Linked DNA regions of Homo sapiens: region 2 is linked to region 1. The links are chromatin contacts, found by Hi-C in ENCODE. All regions are on one chromosome and are shown on one strand. The core of a region is the stretch at or near the end of the contact, and the rest is flanking DNA. Distances in the headings are between cores, read along the strand shown. Region 1 has its middle 31 kb from the start of MIR548G. Region 2 overlaps LINC02507 (long intergenic non-protein coding RNA 2507).

Evidence for each region. A loop is a pair of places that touch in the nucleus more often than their neighbours do. Pooled maps may share reads with other maps.
Region 2: a map of IMR-90 shows a loop between it and region 1 (2.4-fold over the local background). The contact joins two enhancer-like sites. A Hi-C loop is called at or near these places in 2 of 168 maps with a recorded cell type or tissue (IMR-90 and chondrocyte) and 4 of 50 pooled maps.

Annotation. Positions count from the first base shown.
Region 1 is chr4:147,309,542-147,317,043 of GRCh38, reverse strand. No RefSeq gene overlaps it. Among named protein-coding and RNA genes, the nearest start is that of MIR548G, 31 kb to the left of the region's middle. Within about 2 kb of position 4,548, at least 5 of the 41 ENCODE cell types and tissues checked have a DNase peak (open chromatin) inside an H3K27ac peak, as active enhancers do; they include IMR-90, where a contact is called at or near this core.
Region 2 is chr4:147,573,275-147,580,738 of GRCh38, reverse strand. It overlaps LINC02507 (long intergenic non-protein coding RNA 2507), which reads right to left. Exons shown (of 4, transcript NR_187416.1): 3 at 7,433-7,464. Among named protein-coding and RNA genes, the nearest start is that of LINC02507, 7.3 kb to the right of the region's middle. Within about 2 kb of position 2,623, at least 3 of the 41 ENCODE cell types and tissues checked have a DNase peak (open chromatin) inside an H3K27ac peak, as active enhancers do; they include IMR-90, where a contact is called at or near this core.

The sequences.
Region 1 (7,502 bases), core at 3,299-5,798:
CTGCCAAGAGTGTTTTTTTTTTTTTAAAGAACTGTTCACATTTCTTTCCTTTTGCATTTGTTTAAGGTGGGGGGTGGGTGGATGAGGAGAAATAGAGATCATGTGTTGGATGAGTCTCAGCTTAACCTTGTTATATATATAAGGTGTAGGAGTCGAGTCTCCACTGCACTTCCTGCTATCAATGACCTGGAGGCATTTCTCTGTCTAGTTATCATCCCATAACAGGTACTCTCTTGCCAGGTCATTAAGATCCCCTGCAAGCCTCTGTGACAAGCTCTGCCTCTCAGGAACTCAAGATTAATACTTTAGGGAGAGTTTGGGAATTCCTTGTTATCAAATTGATCTGTGAGAATTTTTCTTACTGCTATCAGGAGTGCAGGATTGCTGTAGAGTGAAGCTAACAAACATACACATGGATACACATCTTCAACTCATCCTCTCTAGCCTTTCTCCTTCCTTTCTATCTTATTTACCTACATGGTTAATTAACTCTCTGGAAGATTAGTTTCTTTAAAGAAAAATACAGTTCATTTCAATATTAGACAAGGGCTGATACTGTGGTTTGGAGTAATATATCAATTTGATTTGGATAAAATTGGTGTTACCCTAAGGTGGTTTTCCTGTTAGATCTCTAGAAATCTTCTTAATTGACTGGCGTTATCTTTAAGTCAGGTATTTTCCTTTTCCATACCTCACCTTTATTATTGGAGATAGCCTTGACTGGGTAAAAGAGATCTTTAACAAAGCCACTTTACCTTTCTGGGATCAGCTACCGTCTCTGTATGATAAAAAATTTGGATAAATGATGGATGAAGTGATTCCAGCTGCCTGGGCTTCATAAACCATAAGCTGTGTTGTAAACACCACACTCCCATTTATTACGGGGTTTTTCAGCATGACAACATATAGGCTGGTCTTGCTCTTTAGCCCATATATCAGTCACAATATGCTAAAATAAATGTGTGACCTCTGAGATATATTTGTTAGTAAAGTTTACTAACTGTGCCTCAGGATTCTCTAACTTCTACTTAACATTGATATTGGTGTTTATGGTGAAAGACAGGAAGAAGGATGGATACCAAGAGGATGATTGTCACAAGTTCAGTAACACTGTTAGGTTAAAATTGTAATTATTTTTATGATAATCATCATCACACTTTAAGTGCCTATTTGCTTATGGCATTGTCCTGGTTAAAACAGATTGGTAGGGAGAGGCCAGGATCTAGATGACTTAGTCCGGATCTTGGGACTTCTATGCTAAACTGCGGGAAGGTTTGGTTCAGTGAAGGGAGTAGGGAGCATGCTACATCAATCAAAATGCAAAAGGTATTGGAGAGGGTCTAAGAAGAAAGAAGATTTTTTTTAAAGAATGGAACCTAAGGAGAATAGACTTATTCTGTGCATTGTGAAAAAAATATATATGTTGACAATGATATAGGAAATAACACTTACTTATAGATAGCAATTATAAACTGTCTCAGGTAATCATTATTAGTTTGGGACTTCCTCCACAAATGAGTCAAGAGGAAATATTAAAATCAAAGGTAATTATTCCAATAGCACTTCTGGATCCTTTGTCGTCTATTAAATAAATTGGAGGAAGCAAATGGGGCCCACTAGCCCTGTGAGAAGGGTGCAGTTATCCTACACTAGTAACAATGGACAGCAGCCTAGTGTGGGAAAGGCAGAGGGGAAATTCGTCACCTTTTGGAGATGAATTAACTCCTTTAGGCTCTAGGTGCCATTCAGTACATATATTTTGTACGAATTAGCACCTTTGGGTCCAAGTCTTAATGAAGGCCAAAAGGGGAATGGTTTGTTCCCCAGACATCAGGAACATAAGACCTATTATTACTGTTTATAATAAAATACTGTACTTACCCAGCACCTTTCATCCCAGCTCAAAGGCTTTTTTCTCCCCTTTCCAAACATTCCCATTAACCCTAGCATTATCACTGGGATTAAGTGGCAAAAACATGATATCATTATTTCCATTTCTGAGAGAAAAGGACTAATCCAGGGGGGCAGCAATTTTCTCAGACCATGGTGACCAGAAATGGAAAAGGGACAAGAAATCAGGACTCCTGGCTTTCCCTCTTAGGCTAAAAATATCTAGCTGAAGAAAGGATGACAGGAACTGACTGCAGAAATCAGCAATGCTTTTGCATCTCCCACTCACTCCCTTATTACCCACAGGGCTTTCATTTGAGATGGAAGAGCCATGGGGAGTTCACCTTTCCCCAAGATGATTAAAGTGGGTCACAGGTCTGCTGGGTATCAACATTATTATTTTTAAAAGTATTGTAAGCCCACCCTCCTATAACACTTTAAAACATTAAAAAATAATCTGACAATGCATTCTAGAAGCAAATTCACTTGAGAAAGAAGCCTTAAAAAGGAATCTATCCTCTAAATGTTGAGTAAGACAAAGATCCATTTCAGCAATGGGGATATCATGGAGATCATCAGTCACACAGACAAGAGAACGCTCAAGAACCTGGATGCACATTGAGTAGGCAAATGACCTCTAACCCATGTCATTTTGTGCCTTATTCTCTCAATAGATCTTTGGGTTTTCCTCTCCAGTTTTCAAACAAAGCCTTCATTCCTTCACGTTATGGGATTTTTCTGAGAGCTGATCTGTAGTTTAAAAATAGAAGACTGTACCTTCCATGACAAATTGGTCACTAACAGACCCCCAGGGAAGGTGGGATTCACTGAGACAATTTTAGGTTTCCTGTACTTACAAAGGCATTTGCAACTTCAGGGAATAGGGCTCATTCATCATAGCTGGGGTAGTCAGGTATGATTGAAGAACCACTTTTTGGAGAGAAATAAATCGATTCCCCTTTTTATTTTTTTATGTGTGTTACTACTACTGAGTAATACTGGGTCTTTATTTAAATCTGTGATACTATCAATATAGATTAAGAAGATAGGCTTTGAAGATCTTAAAACCTGTGTAACCTTGGACATTTAACCTCACTAAGTCTCAGTTTTCTCTTTTGTGAAATGGGGTCATAATCATACTTACCATGTAGCAATAAGTAACAGAATGCATTGAAAGGGCTTCACACAGTGCCTGACACATAGTAAGAGGTCAATCAATATTGGATATTATCATTAACCCCTGGTATACTCAACTTATAAAGAACATAATTAAGGTTTAAAGGCATGCTGAATGGTGCTTGAAAGGGGCCACACATTTCAATGTTTCACCCAATTCCTTTGCTAACTTTGAAGAGAGAAGGTTTCTAGCAGATCCATGAAATCCATGTTTCTCTGGCTTATCTCCAGGGATTTTAATATCTACAGTTTTCTGCTCAGATGTTTTTTCTTGTCTAAAAGGATTTACTCACACCTTAGACAGTTATTTGACCCACTGTAGTCTCAGGTCCTCGGGTTGCCCCATATAATCAGAGATTAATTTCAACTTGTTAACGATTTTTTTGGAAATAAGTCAAAGAACTTTGCCTATTTGATCATAACCATCTTATGATTCATGTTTTATTTCTACACAATAAGAAAGAGGAGGCTGTTATTCAGAAGAGATTCTATTGCAGTAATTATATATTTTACCTCAATATTAGAATCATCTAAAGATGATTCTCAAAAATCCTGATGCCCAGGCTGTACTTCAGACAATTCAACAAAGTTTCTGGAGGTTGGACCAGGCTTCACTCTCAAAGCTTCCTGGGTGTTTCCACATGTGGCAAAGGTTGAAACCCACTCTAGTGTTAGCTCTACACTTTAGTAAGCATCAGAAGTATGCGAAGTCTGGTGATTCCAGGAAGCCACTCTCAGAAATTCCATATTCAGCAGGTCTATGCTAAGTTTTAGAGTTTTACATTTTTAACAAGCACATTCTCAGTCCCCACACCCACCCCATCCTGTGAATCTGGCTGAGTGGTCTTAGGACCACCCATTGGGAAACATCAGTGTCCACCAGCAATCTATTTAGTGATCCCATTTTTTAAATTTATAAGGTTCTAAATTAGAGTAAAAGCCTCACCCACAATATATATTACTCAGTCTCTTCCAGTTACCCATATAAGAAACTTCAGTTGCTTTCAAATATGTGGTCAATTTTAAATTAGCACCTCACAGTTTTCGGGCTGGCTTCTTGTGAACCGCTACGAAGCTACCTTAATTCACCAGACAAGAGGCAAGAAGCTGCTGCTTGACTTCAGGAGAGGTCCTGGGAACGTCTCCAGGGACTGAGGTTGCTTGCAAAGCTGGATTTGCCCCCAGGGTTCAACCCATTGTTTAACTAATTTTATTAAACTTTAAAAATAATCTTTCACTATAATTATCTTTTAGGTTTTCAACCATCTAGTGACATTTCTATAACTTTACCATGGTTTTATTAAATGAAAGCCTTTCTGACTGGATCTCATGTGACGCTGTTACATTTAATGTTGGACTTCCTGTTTGCTTTGTAATAAAATACAACTAAAATGTGCCCATGTTTAATTTTTCTCAAGTCGCCTTTCAGCTTCTTGGGCTTGACATTCCTGGGAGACACTCCACACATTTCCCTCTTGTGAAATCTGAGCTGTAAGCACACTCCATGTTTAACCCCCGCAGACAGACTCCAGTATAAATTGTTCTTGGGAAAGGCCAATGGGGTATGACTTTTAAAAATCTTCCTTTTATTGAGTTTCAAACCAAATATACTAAAACGTTTCGAAAATTGAAAAAAAAACACCCCAAACCAATCCCTCCAAATTTGTAGAACCTTTAGATTTTTAGAGAAAAATGATTATAATGCTCACTAAACAGCACCAAATACACAATGATGCACTTCTGCTTTCTATACAGTTAGGGTATTCACTAATTAACATGGCAATGTGATGATATCATGAGGGCTTTGGATACAGCCAACCTTATAATTTATGGCCTGTGGGACTAAGATTTTGTAATCTGAAAATGATAAGGCAAATTGAGAACAGCCATTCCAGCCCTTTATCCTTGACTCTGAGAATAGTTTACTTCTGGTTTCTTACACAGCTGCTCTCATCTCTACTGTTCACGATATGAGCGCTGTGAACATTTATCTTGTCTTCAAAATACTCTCAAGTGCCTAGAGCAGAGGTGCCTTAAGAACCAGCTTCAAGACCCAGCAGTAACGTATAATTCTGAAATAAAAATATTCCTGGTGACTTATGGGCCCAGGACCAAGTAAAAGGTGCCCCACTGAATTAAGATGGGGCTTAGTCACTAAAAGGAAAACCCAACTTTGCCCCACATATATTGCATTACTAAATAGCTGTACAGTGTGAGTACTTAGGTGGAGGGTCACTTACCTTCAAATGCATTCATTCATTCAACAAATGTTTAACATCACTTATGGAATGCCAAGTTCAGTTTGGGCATTAGGATGCAGCAGTGAACAAAAATCCCTATCCTCATGAACGTTCCATTCTAGTGGGAAGGGATGAGAATAAGCAAAATAAAAACTAAAAAAGTGAATTATATAGTGTATAAGTGCCATGGAGAAAAATAAGGCAGTCAAAAAGAAGATGATAGAGGAGAGAGTGTTGTTGCAATTTCAAAAATAGAAATGAAGAAGCCCTCACTGAGAAAATGACAGATGAGTTAAGGTCCCTAGAGAGGAAAGAGAGTTATGTGGGTATTTGGAAAGAGCAATCCATGTAGAGGGAAGGCTATGTGCAAAGGTCCTGAGGCAGGAGAGTGCCAACCCAGTCAGAAGCAAGGGGCCTGGAGCTTTAGTTCTAGGTGAAATCTACCACCCTTGGCTGGGGCAAACCAAGTGGACTTAGCCACTAAATTAAAACGCATACTGGGCTTAGAAATAAAGGACCCTACTAACCTTCTACTTCTCATCTCCCTCTGCTCCTGTTTCCCTCCTCTTTCTGTTTCTCTCCAAGATTTATTCATGGTGCTATTTTCTGTTTAAAGTTTTCTTCTTCTTTCCATCAAGGATTCTGTAGAGATTCCAAATTACATGGCTATGTCCTCCAAGGAAACATTCCAGAAGGTGGCCCTGACACCTTATAACCTTGTATGAAGGTACTTCTAGCCAATCAAGAACCACATAGGAAAGATAATTACGTTTCATAGCCCAACTTCATATTGAAAATTACAAATGCTGATTTTCTAAAGAAAACTGGTCTGGCTATTCTGGCCTGGTAAGAAAAGGGATTAAGCTGGTGTGGACACCTCTAGGAGGTGTGGGAAGCAAAACACAGGTCTTGGCATCAAACATGAGTTTGGATTTTAGTGAAGAAATTTTCTGAACGTATTTTCATCATTACCTGTTTTCGGAGGGTTAAATATGTTCAAATATCTTATTCATAATTGGTGGCCAATAAATCTTAGGATTACCTTTATACATGTTTAGGCATAAACAGTGAAAGGAGTCCAGGGAAGGCAGAAAAGAGAAGAAAATGGAGCAAAGGGATTTCTTTCAAGGAAACAAAGAAGAGCATATTTGTAGAACGAAGGCAAGAAGCCAGTGGAGATTTAAAGGTGAAAGGCCGTGCCCTTTCACTTTCGCACATCCCTGCAGGGAAGGCTGCAGATAGGACCCTGCTGTCATCACGTCCTCATAAAGCAGCCTCTGTGCCTTGAGATGGTCATGAATAGACTTGGGGTGGAGTGACAGGGGCCACAGAGATACCAGTGGTCTGTGTTGATCAATAATTATCTTCTGGGTGAGGATCCAGTTGCTGATAACAACCATGGGGTTAACTGATGTGATTTATGGCCTGTGAACATGATCTGTCATGAGAAATAATTAGTCCAAGTCAAATTCGGTGAAGAGGGGACTATCAGTTAGGCTCCTTTGAACTTTGATGACTGTGGAAAGATGTCCCCAAATCTCTTAAACACATTTATAATGCCTGGCACATAGGAGATGTTCAATCAATGGCTATTGGCCGTTATGTTAATTTTGATAACATAAGTAGTATTGATTTTTATTCTAAATCTGGTAGAATATTAATTAAGAATCAAGTATTATCACATGAAGGTAAAATTATCACAGATGGGAATAACAAAATGAAAAACAATAATTCATTTCAGTAGTTACAGATCAAGGAGAAAAGAACTTGGATTGAATCAAAACACACTGACAAAGTTTTGTGCGGATGGAAGAATGACACTAGACTCAAAAGCAACTTGAGACTTCCTTTGATTCTGGCCTCTCAAAATACAATGTAACTTTTTAACTTATCCCCTGGTGTCTTGTCCCCCACTCCCCAAAACCCAAACTGTTTAAAACTAATTTAGTATTTTTCATGTGAAATAAAAAGCTGCTGTCTTTTATAATAGATGAAATGATTCCATAATCACGTATACTTGGGAATGGAAATAGAATCCAGAAAAAGAAAGTACAACTACTGTACTTGAGAACTGTGCATTCCTGAAAACCCAGCCAGGAGGTGCTGACTTCCCCCTCTTTTGTTGAGACATCACGGTACTTACGGGGAAAAAAATAAATAAAGGAAGCTTGGGAAAATGATCCAAGCTTTTCTCTC
Region 2 (7,464 bases), core at 1,374-3,873, 270 kb before region 1:
TCTTGTTGAATTGTAATCCTCAATGTTGAGGTGGGGTCTGGTGGGAGGTGATTGGATGATGGGGGCAAATTTCCCCTTCAGTGCTGCTCTTGTGGTGGTGAGTAAGTGCTCTTAGGAGCTGGTTGTTTTACAGAATGTGTCATCTCCCCTGCCTTCCTCCTGTTCTGGCTGTGTAAGACGTTGGCTGCTTCCCCTTTGCCTTCCACCATGATTGCAAGTTTCCTGAGGCCTCCCTGGAACCTGTACAGCCTGCAGAACTGTGAGCCAATTAACCCTCTTTTTTTTTTTTTTAAATAAATTACCCAGTTTTAGATGTTTCTTTTTCTTTTCTTTTTCTTTTTCTTTCTTTTTTTTTTCTGAGACAGAGTTTCACTCATGTTGCCCAGGCTGGAGTACAATGGCATGATCTCGGCTCACTGCAACCTCTGCCTCCCAGGTTCAAGCGATTCTCCTGCCTCAGCCTCTTGAGTAGCTGGGATTACAGGCACATGCCACCATGTCTGGTTAATTTTTGTATTCGTAGTAGAGATGGGATTTCACCATGCTGGCCAGGCTGGGCTCGAACTCCTGACCTCAGGTGATCCACCTGCCTTGGCCTCCCAAAGTGCTGGGATTACAGGCGTGAGCCACCGTGCCCAGCCTCAGGTATTTCTTTATAGCAGTGTGAGAATGGACTAATACAAATAGTAGAGTGTTGAAGCCATCCTCTTCATTTTGAAGATGAGCAAACTGAAGCCCATGGAGGCTATGTGAATTAGCAAATTGGTTAAGGCCAGAACTAAGGTGAGCCCTTGTCTCCTGTTCCATGAAGTACATGGCTGTGTGTGGTGGGTGGAGGTGAGAGGGGAGACCTCTGAGCTGAAGACAGAACCATGATGTGATTTTTTTTCCTGTTCATTATTGTTAAAGGCTAATTTTTAAAAATTTATTTTTACATTATTATTATTATTATTATTATTTTAAGATTCAGGAGGTGCATGTGCAGGTTTGTTACATGGATACATTGTGTAATGGTGAGGTTTAGGCTTCTAGGGTACCCATCATCTAAATAGTGAACATTGTACTCAATAGGTTATAATTTTTTTTGACATTTATCCTTCTCCCCTTCTCCCCATCTTTGCAGTCCCCAGTGTCTATTATTTCCATCTTTATGGCCATGTGTACCTGTTGTTTAGTTCCCACTTATAAATGAGAACATGTGGTATTTGATTTTCTGTTTCTGAGTTATTTCACTCAGGATAATGACCTCTAGCTCCATTCAGGTTGCTGCAAAGAACATGACTTCATTCTTTTTTATGACTGCATAATATTCCATGATGTATATATACCACATTTCCTTTATCCAGTCTTCCATTGATAGGCACTTAAGTTGATTCCATGACTTTGCTATTGAGACCAGTGCTGAAATAAACATGTGAGTGCAGGCATCTTCTTTATATAATGATTTAAAAGGCTAATATTTTTAAAAGGTGAATGTTTATATCATGCATCTGATATAAATATAAAATGAATACATGTAACAAATTTTGGTTAACTCACTAATTGTTGAGGGAACCCATAAAATGTTACTGGTTGAAAGAATTCAAAGTACTGCATACATACATATAAGCAGATAAAGAATGCTTAAATGGATAAGTAAATGTGACTTGGCATAGATTTTATTTAAATCATTAACTATTGAGAGAACCAGTAAAAACTTACAACAGGTTGAAAGTAGAATTTAAAGTACCATACACATATGTAAGAAGATAAAAAATACTAAAGTGTGCTGGGTGCAGTGGCTCGTAATCCCAGCACTTTGGGAGGCAGAGGTGGGAGGATTGCTTGAGCCAGCTTAGGCAACATAGTCACACTCTGTGTCTACAGAAAATAGAAAAAATTACCTGGGCACGGTGGTGCATGCCTGTAGGGTGAGGAGGGAGGATCACTTGAGCCAGGGAAGTCGAAGCTGCAGTGAACTGTGACCAGGCCACTGCACTCCAGCCTGGGTGACAGAGCCAGATGGTGTCTCAAAAAAAAAAAAAGCTCACATGAATTTGAAGGCATATGTAACATTGATCTATCCACAGGTGATAATCAATTGCATTCCAATACAACTAATTTGCATTTGTATGGACAAGAAACATTTGTATTATTTTTGGCTCTCTACAAATTATAGAGTTGTAAAATAGTTGAAATACAATAAAAGGTAGCAATATCATGGGAAGAGTATGCTGTATAGAACATTCTAGAAAAGAAAATAAATCTTCAGAGAAAAAAGTAATCTTTTTTTTTCCGCATTCCGAAGTCTTACACAATTTTTCTCAGCAAGAGTACATAATTGGAGCTGAAGGTGCTCCCTCAACTTTTTTGGGTCACAGAATATTTGGCAATGATGGAAACCAGGCCAAGAAAAGTGGAGGATTCTAGGAATACCTCCAAGGTCATACTGCAGGCACTTCCGGTCAGGATGCCACTGCTGCCATTGCCCTGCTAGATGCTCTCCACCAGCATTGCCAGATGACTCATGTGGCCACCTGACCCTGCATCTTTGCACTACATTCTCAAGTTTCAGTCTAGGAAAGGGGCATCGAGTTGACTCAGATCCCATGCCCTCACCCTAGCTGCCTAGACTGGGAAGAAGGAATATGAAACCACATGATTTCACTATGACAAACCAAGACGGACACAATGGGGATTTCTCGCCACAAAGGAAGGATACGTGATGTTGGCTAGTAAAAAAGAAAAGGCAAATATTTACTGTAAGCACTATACTAGGGATATACAAAACCATCAGAGAGGATTTAAGCTTTTTCTGGAGAAAGATAACATAATGAAGTGGGAAGATTAAGAGCTCATCTCTACTAAAAATACAAAAATTAGCCGGGCATAGTGGCATGTGCCTATAATCCCAGCTACTCGGGAGGCTGAGGCAGGAGAATCACTTGAATCTGGGAGGCGGAGGTTGCAGTGAGCCGAGATCGCGCCACTGTACTCCAGCCAGGCAACAGAGACAGTGTCTAAAAAAAAAGAAAGAAAAGAAAAAAAGAGCTCTAGACTCATATACCTAGGTCTAAGCCAGGTTCCAACAGGCTGAGTTATGGTGGGAAAATTGCAAACCTCTCTGAATCCCAGTTATCTCATTTATGTTAACATTACTATCTGTCTCAAAGATGCTTATGACTGCATAATCTGGTCCATTGCTATTTCTATGACCTATCTTCTTCTATGACTTGTCTCCTTGCTGAACTCTGCTCCAGCCCTCCTAGCTTCCTTGCTGTTCTTTGAGCACACAAACATCCATCTGCAGTAGGCCCCTTGTACTTGCTTGCTCCCATGTCTGAAAAATGTTCCCCCATATGAAATTTGTTTTCTCACCTCCTTCATTCAGCTCTCTTCTCTCTCTCTCTCTTTTGAGACAGGGTCTCACTCTTGCCCAGGCTAGAGTGTTTTGGCACAATTCAGTTCACTGCAGCCTCGACCTCCGGAGCTCAGGTGATCCTCCCACCTCAGCCTCCTGAGTAGCTGGGACTACAGGTGCACAACACCATGCCCAGCTAATTTTTTGTATTTTTTGTAGAAATAGGGTCTCACTGTGTTACCTAGGCTGATCTCAAACTCCTGCGCTCAAGCAATCTGCCTGCCTCAGCCTCCCAAAACAGTGGGATTACAGGCATGAGCCACCACATCTGGTTAGCTCTACTCTCAAATGTCACCTTGGCTTTGGTAATACCTTCCCTGACAACTCTGACGAAAATTAGAACTTATTTTACCTGGCACTACCTTACTTAATTTTTCTCTATAACATTTGTTACTTGTCTGTCTCCCTTCTCTAAACTGTAAGTTCCATGAGAACAGGAAATCAAATCTGTTTTAACATGGCTGTATCTCCAGAGCCTTGAACAATGTCAGGAACATAAAAAGTGCTCAATAATATCTGTTGGATGAATGAATAATTGCAAAGTGCCTGGCGTACAGTAGACACCAAACAAATGCTGATTATTGCTGTTTTTTATCAGACTCTGATTTCTCTTCCCATACCCTAAGCTGACCTGCTTTCCCAGAGGACTTATGATCTAGTAATAAAATTTACCAGTGCAGGAACTCAATCTCCTAATTCAATAGAAAACAACTAGAATATTGTAGTGTTCATATTGGTGATCACTTTTGGGATTTCACACTTATTCTTTGTTTTTTAATGTGTCTGATCTATGGTGGTGCTACCAAATGATTTGTATTAGCAGCTGGAAAAATCTAATAAAATTACTTTGAAAGTGCCTTTTGGGCCAGGCGCAGTGGCTCATGCCTGTCATCCCAGCACCTTGATAGGCCGAGGCAGGAGGATTGTTTGAGTCCAGGAGTTCAAGACCAGCCTGGGTGACATAGGGAGACTCTATCTCTACAAAAAATAAATAAATTAGCTGAGCATGGTGGTGCCTTCCTGTGGTCCCAGCTACTCAGGAAGCTGAGGTTGGAGGACTGTTTGAGCCTTGGAGGCCGGGGCTGTGGTGAGCTGTGAGTGTGCTACTGCACTCCAGCCTGGGTGATAGAGTGAGACTCTATCTTAAAAAAAAAAAAAAAAAAAAAGAAAGAAAGAAAACAAAAAATCAAGGTGCATTTTGAAACACAGGAGAGTCAGAATTTTTTTTTTAATTTTATCTCTAATAGGAAGACTATATTAGAACATAAGACTGCACATGACTATGTCACTGTTTCAGTCAGCATTCTTTAGAGAAACATTAGTTATAAGAAGTTGGCCTATGCAATTATGGAGGCTGGCAAATCCCAAGATCTTGTGGGGAGAGGTCAGTCAGCCAAGGTGATATCTGAGAGTAGAGGTGAATGAAGAAGGTAAGGGAGAAAGTCATAAGGGAGGACATTTTTCAGACACCAAGGAGAGCCAATGCTTTAGTTTCAGCCCAAACCTAAAGTCCTGAGAACCAGGAGAGCTGATGGTGTAATTCTGGTCTAAAGGTCAGCAAGCTCAACATCCAGGAGTTTGAGTTTGAGTCTTAAGGCAGGAGAAAAGCCAGTGTCAGCCAGACATGGTGGTTTATGCCTGTAATCCCAGCATTTTGGGAGGCCAAGGCAGGCGTATCACCTGAGGTCAGGAGTTCAGGACCATCCTGGCCAGCATGGTGAAACCCCGTCTCTACTAAAAATACAAAAATTAGCTGGGCGTGGTGGTGTGCACCTGTAATCCCAGCTACTCAAGACGCTGAGGTAGGAGAATTACTTGAACCCTGGAGGCGGAGGTTGCAGTGAGTGGAGATCATGCCATTGCACTCCAGCCTAGGCGACAAGAGGGAAACTCCATCTAAAAAAAACAAAACAAAACAGAAACAAAGCCAGTGTCCCATGTTGAAGATTGCCAGGCGGAAAGAATTATTTTACTTGGGGGAGGGTCAGCCTTCTTATTCGGATCAGGCCCTTTAACTGATTAGGTGAGGGTCACTCACATTAGGGAGGGTAATTTTTCCTTAGCCTATCAATTTAAATGTTAATCTCACCAAAAAACACTCTCACATAAACACCCAGAATAATGTTTGACCAAATATCTGGACACCCTATGACCCAGTAAAGTTGATACATAAAATTAACCATCACATTTAGGCTGGGTGCAGTGGCTCACACCTGTAATCCTAGTAACTTGGGAGGCCGAGGCAGGCGGATTACATGAGGCCAAGAGTCCAAGACCAGCCCGGCCGACATGGTGAAACCCCGTTTCTATTAAAAATAAAAAAAATTAGCCTGGTGTGTTGGTGCACGCCTGTGGTCCCAGCTGCTTGGGAGGCTGAGGCAGGAGAATTGCTTGAACCCGGGAAGTGGAGGTTACAGTGAGCTGAGATCATGCTACTACACTCCAGCCTGGGTGACAAAGTAAGACTCTGTCTCGGAAAAAAAAAAAATTAACCATCACATTCACTCTATCTTGTATATCTATCATCAATTCTTTAGTTGTCATGGAATAGTTGTTATAAAGGAAAGCTGTGGGAAACAACAATCTCTTGAGTAAAAACATGTTTAAGTCAGTTCCCATATGTAGATGGACCCATTCAGTGCATGTGTGAAGGCTTTTAATGCTTAAATTAGCATAGCGATCCCATTGACGATATAACATCAGGACTACAACAAGGTCTGGGCACTTGCATTCTAGTTCCTAGCTAGAGATTCAACTTTTAGCAATTAATTTAACCTTTTTGGATTTGGTTTTCTCTTCTGAAAGTTAGGGGGTAGGACTAGATGATTTTTTTTTCTTTTTTTTTTTTTGAGATGGAGTTTTGCTCTTGTTGCCCAGGCTGGAGTGCAGTGGTGTGATTTCAGCTCACTGCAACCTCCACCTCCTGGGTTCAACCAATTCTCCTGCCTCAGCCTCCCAAGTAGCTGGGATTACAGGCACCTGCCATCACGACTGGCTAATTTTTTTGTATTTTTAGTAGAGATGGGGTTTCACCATGTTGGGCAGGCTGGTCTTGAACTCCTGACCTCGGGTGATCGGCCTGCCTCAGCCTCCCAAAGTGCTGGGATTACAGGCGTGAGCCACTGTGCCCAGCCAACTAGATGATTTTTTAAAGATCACTTGTAGCCCTGGAATCTTTGGTTCTAGATAACAGAATAAGCTGTGAGGGAAGCCCTCTCTGCTGCTAGTAGTGTGACACACAGGGACGAAAACAACACATTTTTGGAGTTATGTATGGCAGTGCTGTCTGTCTTGGCAGCTAAATGACAAAAATAATTTGGCCTGAATTTTATTTGTTCCCAGTTGGCTGAAAGTAAACGGAAGTTATTCTAGGAACAACTGTGTCTTCTTTATTCTCTATTTTTTTGTTTTTCTTTTGTTTTTTGTTTTTTGTTTTGAGATGGAGTCTTGCTCTGTTGCCCAGGCTGGAGTGCAGTGGCATAATCTCGGCTCACTGCAACCTCCACCTCCCAGGTTCAAGCGATTCTCCTGCCTCACCCTCCCGAGTAGCTGGGACTACAGGCGTGCACCACTACACCCGGCTAATTTTTGTATTTTTAGTAGAGACAGGGTTTTACCATGTTGGCCAGGCTGGTCTCAAACTCCTGACCTCAAGTGATCTGCTCACCTCGGCCTCTGAAAGTGCTGGGATTACAGGCATCAGTCACCGCACCCTGCTGTGGACTGTCTGGCTTCTTTATTCTTTTTTTTATTTATCAGACAGAGGGGCTCTGGGCATTTCATGCAGTTACCAGACAGCAGTGAAGGTGCCAGGCTCCTGATCCATGAGAGCCAAGGTGTCTACTCTCAGCATCTTGCACAGTGCCTAGCACAAAGTGGCCCCCCATAAGTGAGACATTGAACAAGTCACATGTCTGGCCCCTTGACACAGCACATGAAACACCCTGGGGGACCTGACTTAGTTCGTTCGCACTGCTATAACAAACTATAGTAGACTGCATGACTTATAAACAACAGAAACTTATTTCTCACATTTCTGGAGGCTGGAAGTCTGAGGTCTGGGT